Linked DNA regions of Homo sapiens: region 2 is linked to region 1. A link is an interaction called in ENCODE POLR2A ChIA-PET data of the cell type or tissue named here. Cell type or tissue: Caco-2. All regions are shown on one strand. Links, peaks and the distances in the headings refer to the core of each region. The heading gives the core; the rest is flanking DNA. Region 1 holds the start of ANKRD40CL (ANKRD40 C-terminal like). Region 2 overlaps SPAG9 (sperm associated antigen 9).

Region 1 (5,376 bases), core at 1-5,000:
AGTTACAATATGGAACTGAAGACAGCTAGGCCAGAAACACCAAGGATTTTGGCAACCACCAGAACAGGAGAGCGGCATGAAACAGATTCTTCCTCAGAGCCTCCAGAAGGAATCAATGCTGCCAACATCTTGATCTTGGGTTTCTGGCCTCTACAACTGTGAGAGAATAAATTTCTGTTGTTTAAAATAGAAAGAAAGAGAGAAAGGCGGAGGAAGAAAGGAAGGCAAGCAAGCCAGCAAGGGAGAACCCTTTGGTGTTGGAATGGGACTAGAAATATGAAGTTGTTCTCTTAAATATATACACACACAAAAGAGGAAACTAAATAAATTAGATTGATTTTAAAACATATATCTATATACAGAAATAGATGCATGTGTTTATGTGTTTATGTGCGTATATGCATGTGTGCTCCTAGCTCTGCACACGGGAAGAGCCTAGAAGCAATGACATCTCCATGGGAATGATCACACCTGTGCCTCATGGAAAATAACCTGGCTCCTTGGAGAAATGCCTGATCGCAGGGCTGGGGCAGGGAAAGTACAATGGAACCCAGAACATCTTGATGTGCCATGAAATAAGAAAGTGCTCACAGTCCGGGTGCGGTGGCTCACGCCTGTAATCCCAACACTTTAGGAGGCCAAGGAGGGCGGATCACTTGAGGTCAGGATTTTGAGACCAGCCTGACGAATGTGGTGAAACTCCCTCTCTACTAAAAATACCAAAAAATATTACCCAGTCCTGGTGGCGTGTGCCTGTATTCCCAGCTACTCGGGAGGCTGAGCCAGGAGAATTGCTTGAACCTGGGAGGCGGAGGTTGCAGTGAGCTGAGATCACACCACTGCACTCCAGCCTCGGCAACAGAGCAAGACTCCGTCTAAAAAATAAAATAAAAAAAAAGAAAGTGCTCACAAAATAATGGGGATATGTCAAAGGATATGGGAAACAGCTGCCAGGATAAAATGCTGGACAAAGTTGGGATGATTAAAGCATCAAAATAGATCATGATAGTGATGGATTGTGACCCACTGAATAAAATAAGAATCCATGAGTTCACAATGATAATAAATGAATGAATGGATGAGAAGTAAAGCTCTTTCTTTTTTTTATTCTTTGTAGAGATGGAGTTTCACCATGTTGGCCAGGCTGGTCTCGCACTCCTGGGCTCAAGCCATCCTCCCACCTTAGCATAAGCCACTACTCCAGGCACAACTTTCTGTAAGTTTGAAACTATATCAGAATTAAAAGCTACCTCTCACAGGCTCACACACAAGCAAAACTAATACATGGATAAAAGGGCCCACTAAGTGCCCAGCATAATGAATGGAACAAGTCATATGCCAAGGCCTGTGTGGCAGTTGATTGTCCCCCCAACACACTTTGCCTTCTTCCTTCCTAATCGGCTCTGATTTTTAGTACCAGTAGATTTTTTTTAACTAGAACATGTAATACTTTAATTTTAAACATTAAAATTAACTAAAAGGCCGGACGCGGTGGCTCACGCCTGTAATCCCAGCACTTTGGGAGGCCGAGGCAGGTGGATCACCTGTGGTCAGGAGTTCAAGACCAGCCTGGCCAACATAGCAAAACCCCGTCTCTACTAAAAAAAAAAAAAAAAAAAAAAAATTAGCTGGGCATGGTGGCACACAGCTGTAATCCCAGCTATTTATAGGGAGGCTGAGGCAGGAGAATCGCTTGAACCTGGGAGATGGAGGTTGCAGTGAGCTGAGATCCCACCATTGCACTCCAGCCTGGGCAAGAGCGAAACTCCTTCTCAAAAAATAAAATGAATTAAAAGAAGAACGTGTGTTCCCCTAAATAAGAAAAAAATGAGTGTTGTTGAGTGAACGTGTGAGTGAATGAGTGAATCAGTGAACGGGGAGTGAGTGAATGAATGGACCGAACAGGTGAGCAAAATGAGAATGAACTGAGGCTTTCCCTCAAGTGCCAAGCCTTTTCATCTACAGTTCCCCTGCACCTGTAGCCACACCCACTCAGGGGAGGAGGTTCAGGATGCCTTTTTTATGGCGGACCACACCCTGGCAGCCAGGCTGGCCAAAGTGCATTTTCTCAGGAGTCCAGGCCAGGGGATCCCTGCTACTTCCGCCTCTCCATTGCCCCACCCTGCCCTTCCCCTGTTCTTGCAGAAAGACACACCAGCATGCTGGGAAGACAGCATCGGCCTGGCAGCCAGGTGACCCAGGTCCAGTGCCAGGCCTGTGCCTGGCTGGCCACGTGACTAGTGGTAAACATTTCACTTACTAAGGCCTCGTTTTCCCTGTTTGCTCCTTTAAGCAGTTTGGCCAAATCAGTGGTTCACAGTCTTGGCTGCACATTGAAATCAGCTGGGAACCTTTCAAAAGTTCTGGGGCTCTGATTGCATCCAGACCAACTAAATCAGACTTTATAGGGTGGGACCTGGGCATCCACGGTTTTTAAAGCTTCCCAGGTGACTTCAATGCACACCATGTTTGAGAGCCGGGGGGCTGCGATCTCCATAGCTCCCTCCAGCTTTTTTTTTTTTTTTTTGGTTTTTTGTTGTTGTTGTTTGGTTTATGGTTTTTTTTTAGTGTTTATTTATTTATTTATTTATTTATTTTTTGAGATGGAGTCTTGCTCTGTCACCAAGACTGGAGTGCAATGGTGTGATCTCGGCTCACTGCAACATCTGCCTGCCAGGTTCAAGCGATTCTCCTGTCTCAGCCTCCTGAGTAGCTGGGATTATAGGCGCACGACACCACACCCAGCTAATTTTTTGTATTTTAGTAGAGATGGGGGTTTCATCGAGTTGCCCAGGCTGGTCTCGAACTCCTGAGCTCCGGCAATCCACCCGCCTCAGCCTCCCAAAGTGCTAGGATTACAGGCGTGAGCCACCGCACCCAGCCAGCTCCCTCCAGTTTTTTGATGCTGAGGCCCACCCTGATGCCCCGTCTGTTTGCCCGTCTTTTGTCATTGGAGGGTTAAATGAAATGTGAGCGTTACCCGAACATCTGGGTTCCTATCTGTGCACCTCCTCCTGTCTTCAGCCTGCCTTTGAGGCAGCAGCCTCACTGGGGACTTTGACCCTCCCCACCCATTCTTCACTGAACCTCCTGCTCCAGCCTCTGCCTCCTCCATTTTGATGTCTAGAATCAGGGGATCCAGGATCATCACCAAGGTCATTTTCCCAGGTATGGAGGGGTCTTTCTGCTTCTTTCTTGTCATGCACAGCTGCTGAGGAAGGGGCTGGGAGTAAAGACAGTGAAATGGGGAGGAGGAGTCCATTCAAACCGAGAAACAAAGTGTTTGGTTTTTCTTACCCCTGGTGTAGAAGCTACCAACCTTTTCCAAGAAAGAGGGCCTGGCCCCCTTCTCGGGTCTGGCTGGGTGCCTGCTGTGCCTCTCTGGCCTCCCCTCCGAAGGGCACCATTCCCTCGGGTGAGTACTACCGGCCTGCACCGTCTTCCAGTGGGGACAGCCTGAGAAGAGAGTCTGGAGCCTTACTTCAGTACCTTCCTTCACTGGCCTCACCCTGTGCAAATCATGCCACACGCTGCAGCCTCCTTTTCCCTATCTATAAAATAAAAATGACCCTGCTCTATCTCACTGGGCTGGCAAGAACACACTGTTGTTACCTTGCAGACAGATGTGCTGAGGCTGTAGAAAGTGCTTTTTATTTGGTTGGGAGCTTGTGCATAAATGCGAGAGGGGCTGCACATCTGACGGACTAGAGGTGACTCATGGCTGAACCGGAACAGGACATCGGGGAGAAGCCAGCAGGTGAGTCTGGGAGTCCTGTTCCCAACATGGTCCTCAAGGAGGATGGGACAGGGGGCTGGGGAAGGCTGGGACACAGGTGATGCTGTGGCCAGCAGTGCCCTGTGGCCTCCGCCACTCTGCCAGTGGGGTAGTGAAGAGCAGAGCAACTAGACCAAAGGTCCTTTCAGAAGGAAGCAAGTGTCTATAGCTATAATAAATAATAATAGCAGCCAGCAATTACTGGTGCTCACAACTGCTAGGAAGTTGTACCTTCTGTGTACTTTCTCATTGACTTCTTACAATCTGGTGAGGTAGGATTGTTAACCTCATTTTCAGATCAGAGAGGTTATGTAACTTGCCCAAGGTGTCAAAGCTACTAAGTGGCAGAGGAATTCAGACCCAAATCTGCCTGAGTGCAAAGGGCATGCTTTGTGACCTCTATGAGACTCTGGCCGTTCACAGAGCTGACACATTGACCACAGAATAAAATGCTTTCAAACGTAGTGGACAGGGCAGGGAAAGTTCTCGGGCTGTGTGTTGGGTGAGTTAGCAGTGAGGCAGGAAGGCCTCGTTTCAGGTCAGGTTCTGGTATCTCTATCAGGTATCGATATCAGGTCAGGTACTGGCAGGTGGGCTGGGGCCCAGCTGCTACAGGGGCTGCCTGAGAAGGAGCCACAGCCCTGAGCCACCTCCAGGGCCCAGAATTGAAAGGCAAAGAGAAGACTGCAGATCCCCGCTCACTAGGGGAGGGGACATTATTCCTGTCCTGGGAAGGGGCTGAGTTGGGCAGGAGCGTCTCATCTCCTTGGAGGCATCTGGCAGGGTGGCACAAACAGGGCTGACTTCATAAGTCTGTGATCAGTGCAGCTGCCCAGGGCCTTGCATTCAGAAAGGCCCTGGGCTTGGGGTTCAACATTCTGTGATTGTTGACTTGAAATGTGTCATAATTTTAGCCCTGAACTTGTTTTGTAAGTGGTGTCCGATGGGACAATGGAGCATGTGCCAGGGTTGGGAGTTGGAGCCTCAGCTCATACATATGGTCTCCACACCCAGACCAGCCCCACCACTGCTGTAACCCTCTGCCAGAGTCCCTCATTCCGCTGTCACCTTTGCCCAGGCAAAACAAGGATCAGAAGTTGAGGAGTGGCAGGCAGCCCTGGACACTCTCACCCACCCCCATCCAGCTAGTTGGTGCGTTCAAGTGGGGAGGTCGCAATACCCTGGGCGTCACCCATTTGCCCTGGGTTAGAGCAGCGGCTGTGAGAAGGGGAAATTGGCTTCCTCTTCATTTTCCTTTTGCACTCGGCTTTGCAAATTATGTAGTTGGCCCTGGTCACATCCATATCTGGCCATTTACCAACCTGAACAAACTACTTCCCCTTTCAGCCTCAATTTTCCTGTCTGAAAATGAAAATAATAATGTGCATACCCCACAGGATTCTTTTGGGGACAGTGAGGCTTTTCTCTTTTCCAGAATGCAAGTCTGATTATGACAGCTCTCTGCTAAAAACCAGAATGGCTTGGTGGTGTTTTAGGACAAAGACCAAAACCTTTCATCTAGACTAATGCTGCCCAATAGAAATGTAATGCAAGCCACATATGTAATTTAAAATTGCTAGTAGCCATGTTTTAAAAAGTAA
Region 2 (5,376 bases), core at 224-5,223, 230 kb before region 1:
CATTGACATGTTGTTTTTAAGTTTATGAACACATTCTCTAATTGCCAACTTTTACTTCTTTAGGATTACATCATTTATTTCACAGTTTATGTACCCTTTACCAATGTTATATTAGAATCAAGTGTTTTAACATATCATTTTACAATTTGCTGTGATAGTAATTGCTTATAACTGCCCATAAGGAAGATCAGTATTCTAATCTATATTTATTAGACAAGGAAACTAACCCACTAGAAAGTGTATGTTCTTAACTGCAGTATTTAGTGGATATCGAATAAATAATAAGTAAATATTCAAAAAACTGAAAGTGGACCTTATTTATTTATTTATTTATTTATTTATTTATTTATTCATTCATTTATTGAGATGGAGTCTTGTGATGGAGTCTTGCTCTGTGCCCAGGCTGGAGTGCAGAAGTGTGATCTCGGCTCACTGCAACCTCCACCCCCTGGGTTCAAGCAGTTCTGCCTCATCCTCCCTGGTAGCTGGGTTTCCAGGTGTGCGCTACCATGCCCAGCTAATTTTTGTATTTTTTAGTAGAGACAGGGTTTCACCATGTTGGTCAGGCTGGTCTCGAACTTTTGACCTCAAGTGATCCGCCCGCCTCGGCCTCCCAAAGTGCTGGGATTACAGGTGTGAGCCACTGTGCCCAACTGGACTTCACTTTCCATTGCTGTTTTTAACTCTAGCAGCCAAGTGGTAGTCAACAAATTAAAGGAAATAGTAGCTTACTTTTAACTACTTCACTGAAGTAAAGAATGTTTTTAATTTAGTTCATAACAAAAAAGTAGTGAAAAGAGAGCTCTGATTATGATGGCAGAATCCCTACCACCTCATAAATCAATTTGGAATATCTTATTTTCTGAAATTTTGTTGAATCACCTGTCAATCCAGTTTATCCTCTTCCCTGCTGTGGTCATCTTTCCAGTGATGGAAAAGTTTTAGTCTTGTGAAAAATGACCCCTCAGGATGCCAAAGTTTCAAGCTATTTTGTGAGAGCTCCGAGTATAGATGATAGAGACTTTTATGTAAAGATGGGAATTTACAAGGCAATATTTTAATAAAAGGGAAAGTTAGAGGGTATCTTTTCAATAAAAAATTTTAAATATCATTCAGGCATGTTGGCTGTCTAGCACATATTACAGTCCTCTGTCGGTAGACTAAGCTCTTTGAGGGAGGGATGATATTTTATTTTTCTTAGTAGAATTAAAGTCAATCTTTAGCAGATTGACTGACACATGGTAGGTCAAAGTAACTACAGTATTTATTGAACTTAATTGTTGACTCCCCTCTGTGTATCCCATGAACTTCTTGGGTCTCTTGTTCTTCAGAAAGAAAGGTAGAATACCTCACTGATAAATGTTTCTTTTCTTTTCTTTTTGAATGTAGGGCATCACGAGAAAATCCAGCCATGCAGGAAAAAAAAAGGTCAAGCATTTGGCAGTTGTAAGTATTGAAAAACAAAGATGTTAGACAGCACATGAGACAAGAAAATTACAGTCAAAATTTATTTCCAAGAATGATTTTATGTCCATTTTCTTTCCTTCATTTTTTTTTTTTAAACTAGGGGTAATGGTTAAGTAGCTAAACTGAACTTTTTTTTTTTTTTTAATATATAGTGTGCCAACTCGGTAAGGCTCTTCTCAAGGACAAAAAATATGATATCGTAAGCTGCATCATGTTGACTGTGCATTTGTTGCAATCCTCTGCCAAATTTAAATAATGGGGAATTATTTAGAGACTTGAAAATGACCTGGATCCCCATTAAATAAGTTTCTGATTGGCTGGTTTTGTGATTGTAAGAAACTTTACAAAGTGAAGATGAGAAATTTAGTGCTTGTAGGGTTTGAGTAATATTGTGTATGTATTGAGCTTGAGTTATGTTTGTGCTAGAAGTACTATGTGTTTACTGTGATTAAAACTTACCCTTTTTTGGTGAATCTGCTATTTAATGGAAGTGTCAATTAAAAAAGAAATAGACCCGAAAGTAGTTGTTTAAATTGAGCTTAATCAGAAAATGTATAAAATGTGTGTTAACATGGTAATATGTGTTCCAGTACTTGATTATAATAAGCTGTTTTTAGAACTGGCATACTAAGCTTCCATTCACATCACACAGCCATAACCTTGCGGTTTAACAATCGCTCTTACCTTGCACCAAGTAGGAGCTAGCAAAAAAACCAAAATATATTTATTCAGTAGGAGAAGTTTCCTCTATTTAAGAGCTTCTTGCTTTCATTATACAAATTGCTAGTTAAAGAACAGGCACCCGCCATTCTAAGCAATAGTTTCTCTTCACTGAATGTCTGAGTTTGGCTACGAGTTACTGCTAAGGCTACAGCGTATGACTACAAAAACTGTTTTTGCCAATTTCTAACTCATTGCCTTGTAAAAGTACTCTGAAATTTTCTTCAACATTAAAGTTTGTGGAAAATCAAGGATTGTTTCTCATAGTACATGTGACACACAGACATACTGTCTTCTTTTAGTTTCAGCCGACTTTTCAGCTCCTCAAGTAACACGACTAAGAAGCCTGAACCACCTGTTAATCTGAAGTACAATGCACCCACGTCTCATGTTACTCCGTCCGTCAAGAAAAGAAGCAGCACCTTATCTCAGCTCCCTGGGGATAAGTCCAAAGCCTTTGATTTCCTTAGTGAAGAGTAAGTCTTTTCCAAATTAATCATTATATTCTAAATTAAGTTAGTGGTTCAGAATATTCTTGGCCTCTTATCAGCTCTAAGGATTCAGGTAAATCTATAAAAAAATCATTTCTGGGCCAGGCACGGTGGCTCACACCTGTAATCCCAGCACTTTGGGAGACCGAGGTGGGCGGATCACAAGGTCAGGAGTTCGAGACCAGTCTGGCCAATATGGTGAAACCCCATCTCTACTAAAAATACAAAAATTAGCTGGGCGTGGTGGTGTGTGGCTGTAATCACAGCTACTTGGGAGGCTGAGGCAGAAGAATCGCTTGAACCCAGGAGGCGGGGTTGCAGTGAGCCGAGATCATGCCATTGCTCTAGCCTGGGTGACAGAGTGAGATTCCATCTTTAAAAAAAAAAAAAAAAAAAAAAAAAAAAATCATTTCTGTAACTTGGCTGTCTTTAAGTAAATTACTTGTAGTCAAAAGTTTTTATGAAAATTGCTTTTCAGTTTTTATAAAAGAGAAGGATTTTTTTTTAAATGCCTCATTTTTGCTGGTATGACAACATTGATAAATACCTATTAATAGAAATGTGAATGGCCTTTAGAGGTAAATGAGCCTTTATCCTAAATGTTTGAACATTTCTGTTGGTGTCAGAGGACTTGGTTTTCCATCCTGACTTTACTACTCATTAGGTACAAACACTTGGGCAAATTAACCTTTCAGAGCCCCCAGTTTCTCTGTCTGTAAAATTAATCTGATAACCTATCTCAAAGGTGATTGGACCCAATTATACAGTTATCTGTAAAGTATCTGACATATAGGTAGATATGTTAACTGTGGTATATATACATAGCAACTCATCTTATGAAAATTTAAATGGCCAAAATAATGGCAAATTATTTTCAAAATCATTTTAATAATATTTTACCTTATAACTCCAAAGTTTACCAAATCAGTTTGCATTTTTATTTTCTGAAACAAGTTAATGGGATCTAAAATCTAACCTATATCAATCTTCCTAAGCAGATATTGATTTACTCAAGTTTTAAATCACTTCTAGCACGTTTTCTGGCATTAGGATATTCTCAGTAAATATTTGTTGAATGAACAACAACAACAAAAAAGCCAAACATACTTAAGAATTTTCCCCTTTCATATGGCCAGCATCTGAAACCTGATATAAATTTGGTGGCTGATGATTCAATTTAATGTAACAAAGCTGCTTGGTAACCTGTTAAAGCTTAGGCACTGAATTCACTGCACAAACTTAAAAAGACCAGCTTTAGTATAACACTTTGTTTGTTTGTTTGTTTGTTTTTTGAGATGGAGTTTTGCTCTTGTCCCCCAGGCTGGAGTGCAGTGGCACCATCTTGGCTCACTGCAACCTCCACCGGGTTCAAATGATTCTCCTGCCTCAGCCTCCCAAGTAGCTGGGATTATAGGTCCGCACTACCGTGCCTGGCTAATTTTTGTATTTTTAGCAGAGACGGGGTTTTACCATGTTGGCCAGGCTGCTCTCGAACTCCTGACCTCAGGCTATCTGCCCTCCTCGGCCTCCCAAAGTGTTGGGATTACAGGCATGAGCCACCGTGCCCGGCCTATTATAACACTTTTTAAGGAGCTGTTATAGTTGAAATAAACTAATTTGAAATCATGTAAATTTTTGTTGTTTTTGCTGTTTTAGTGACAGAGGAGAGATAAAACTGGGGATAAACGTAATTAAACGTATTCATGTAATTAGGAAAATCTTTTTTCCTTTTAGAACTGAAGCTAGTTTAGCCTCACGCAGAGAACAAAAGAGAGAGCAGTATCGTCAGGTAAAAGCACATGTTCAGAAGGAAGACGGTAGAGTGCAGGCTTTTGGCTGGAGTCTGCCTCAGAAGTACAAACAGGTAATATGCACATGTGGTAAGAGCATCCAGCAGGAAAGAAGAGGGCAAGTTGAGTGTGCGTGGGCATGAAGGATTCACTGTACGCATCCCAGCCCTGCTCATCTCAGCCGCATGGACTGGGCACACATTTAAGCATGGAGGGTGGTGGTTTTCAGGCTGTTTTCTAGAGCTGTAGAACTCAAATGAAATGCTCTGAGTCTGTGAGGGGGGGAGGAGTCAATAAAGGGTGGCTAAGTGCATGGAGTTTGAGGTACCCGCTCTGCTGTAACCAGAGCAATTCTGGTTTAATATTTGAAGATTTCATTTTTTAAAAAACCAGCATCATTGTTGAAAAAATTATTGGCATGGAACTTTTCAAACTGTTCATTTAAAATTAAGTTCAGGTCTTCAGGAATTTTATCTGTCTACTCCATAATTCCTACCCCAAAAGACTCACATGTTCATGTACAAACACATATGCATGTGCACGTGTGCACATATGTGTGAATTAGAGCCTCTTTTTGAGCTCCCATTATATCCTGTTTATTGAATTGCTCAACTTGATTTTTCTGTTTTTCAAATAAGAATGGCAAAATTGGCTGATGCCTGTCATTGGCTCATGGTGCCTGTTATTGACTCATGCCTATAATCCTAACACTTTGGGAGGCCAAGGTGGAGGATGGCTTGAGCTCAGGGAGTTTGAGACCAGCCTAGGCAACATAGCATGACCTCATCTCTACAAAAAATTTAAAAAATTAGCTGGGTGTGGTGGCCTGTGCCTGTAGTCCCAGCTACCTTGGAGGCTGAGGTGGGAGGGGACCGCTTAAGCCTGACAGATTGAGGCTGCAGTGAGCC

Evidence for each region. Peaks named below come from ENCODE experiments on the same cell type or tissue, not always from the same donor. Only the 100,000 strongest peaks of a DNase experiment are listed, where the experiment ranks them.
Region 2: POLR2A ChIA-PET joins it to region 1 with 8 read pairs; 2 of 35 experiments call an interaction of 5 or more read pairs at or near these places.

What each region holds. Positions count from the first base shown.
Region 1 is chr17:50,765,255-50,770,630 of GRCh38, reverse strand. ANKRD40CL (ANKRD40 C-terminal like) reads left to right here and starts at 3,113. Exons shown (of 4, transcript NM_001358683.3): 1 at 3,113-3,168; 2 at 3,620-3,757. The coding sequence starts at 3,718. It overlaps MIR8059 (microRNA 8059), which reads right to left and starts at 1,981; the gene lies at 1,901-1,981. RefSeq lists an enhancer at 4,554-4,643 and a silencer at 4,944-4,993. In Caco-2, for the core only: CTCF peaks have their summits at 1,468 and 1,685; DNase peaks (open chromatin) are centred at 2,050, 3,050, 4,440, 4,940 and 4 weaker places; H3K4me3 peaks cover 1,464 bases.
Region 2 is chr17:50,995,731-51,001,106 of GRCh38, reverse strand. It overlaps SPAG9 (sperm associated antigen 9), which reads left to right. Exons shown (of 30, transcript NM_001130528.3): 14 at 1,390-1,446; 15 at 2,490-2,663; 16 at 4,413-4,542. Among named protein-coding and RNA genes, the nearest start is that of SPAG9, 120 kb to the left of the region's middle. In Caco-2, for the core only: no CTCF peak of the experiment used is centred there; no DNase peak of the experiment used is centred there.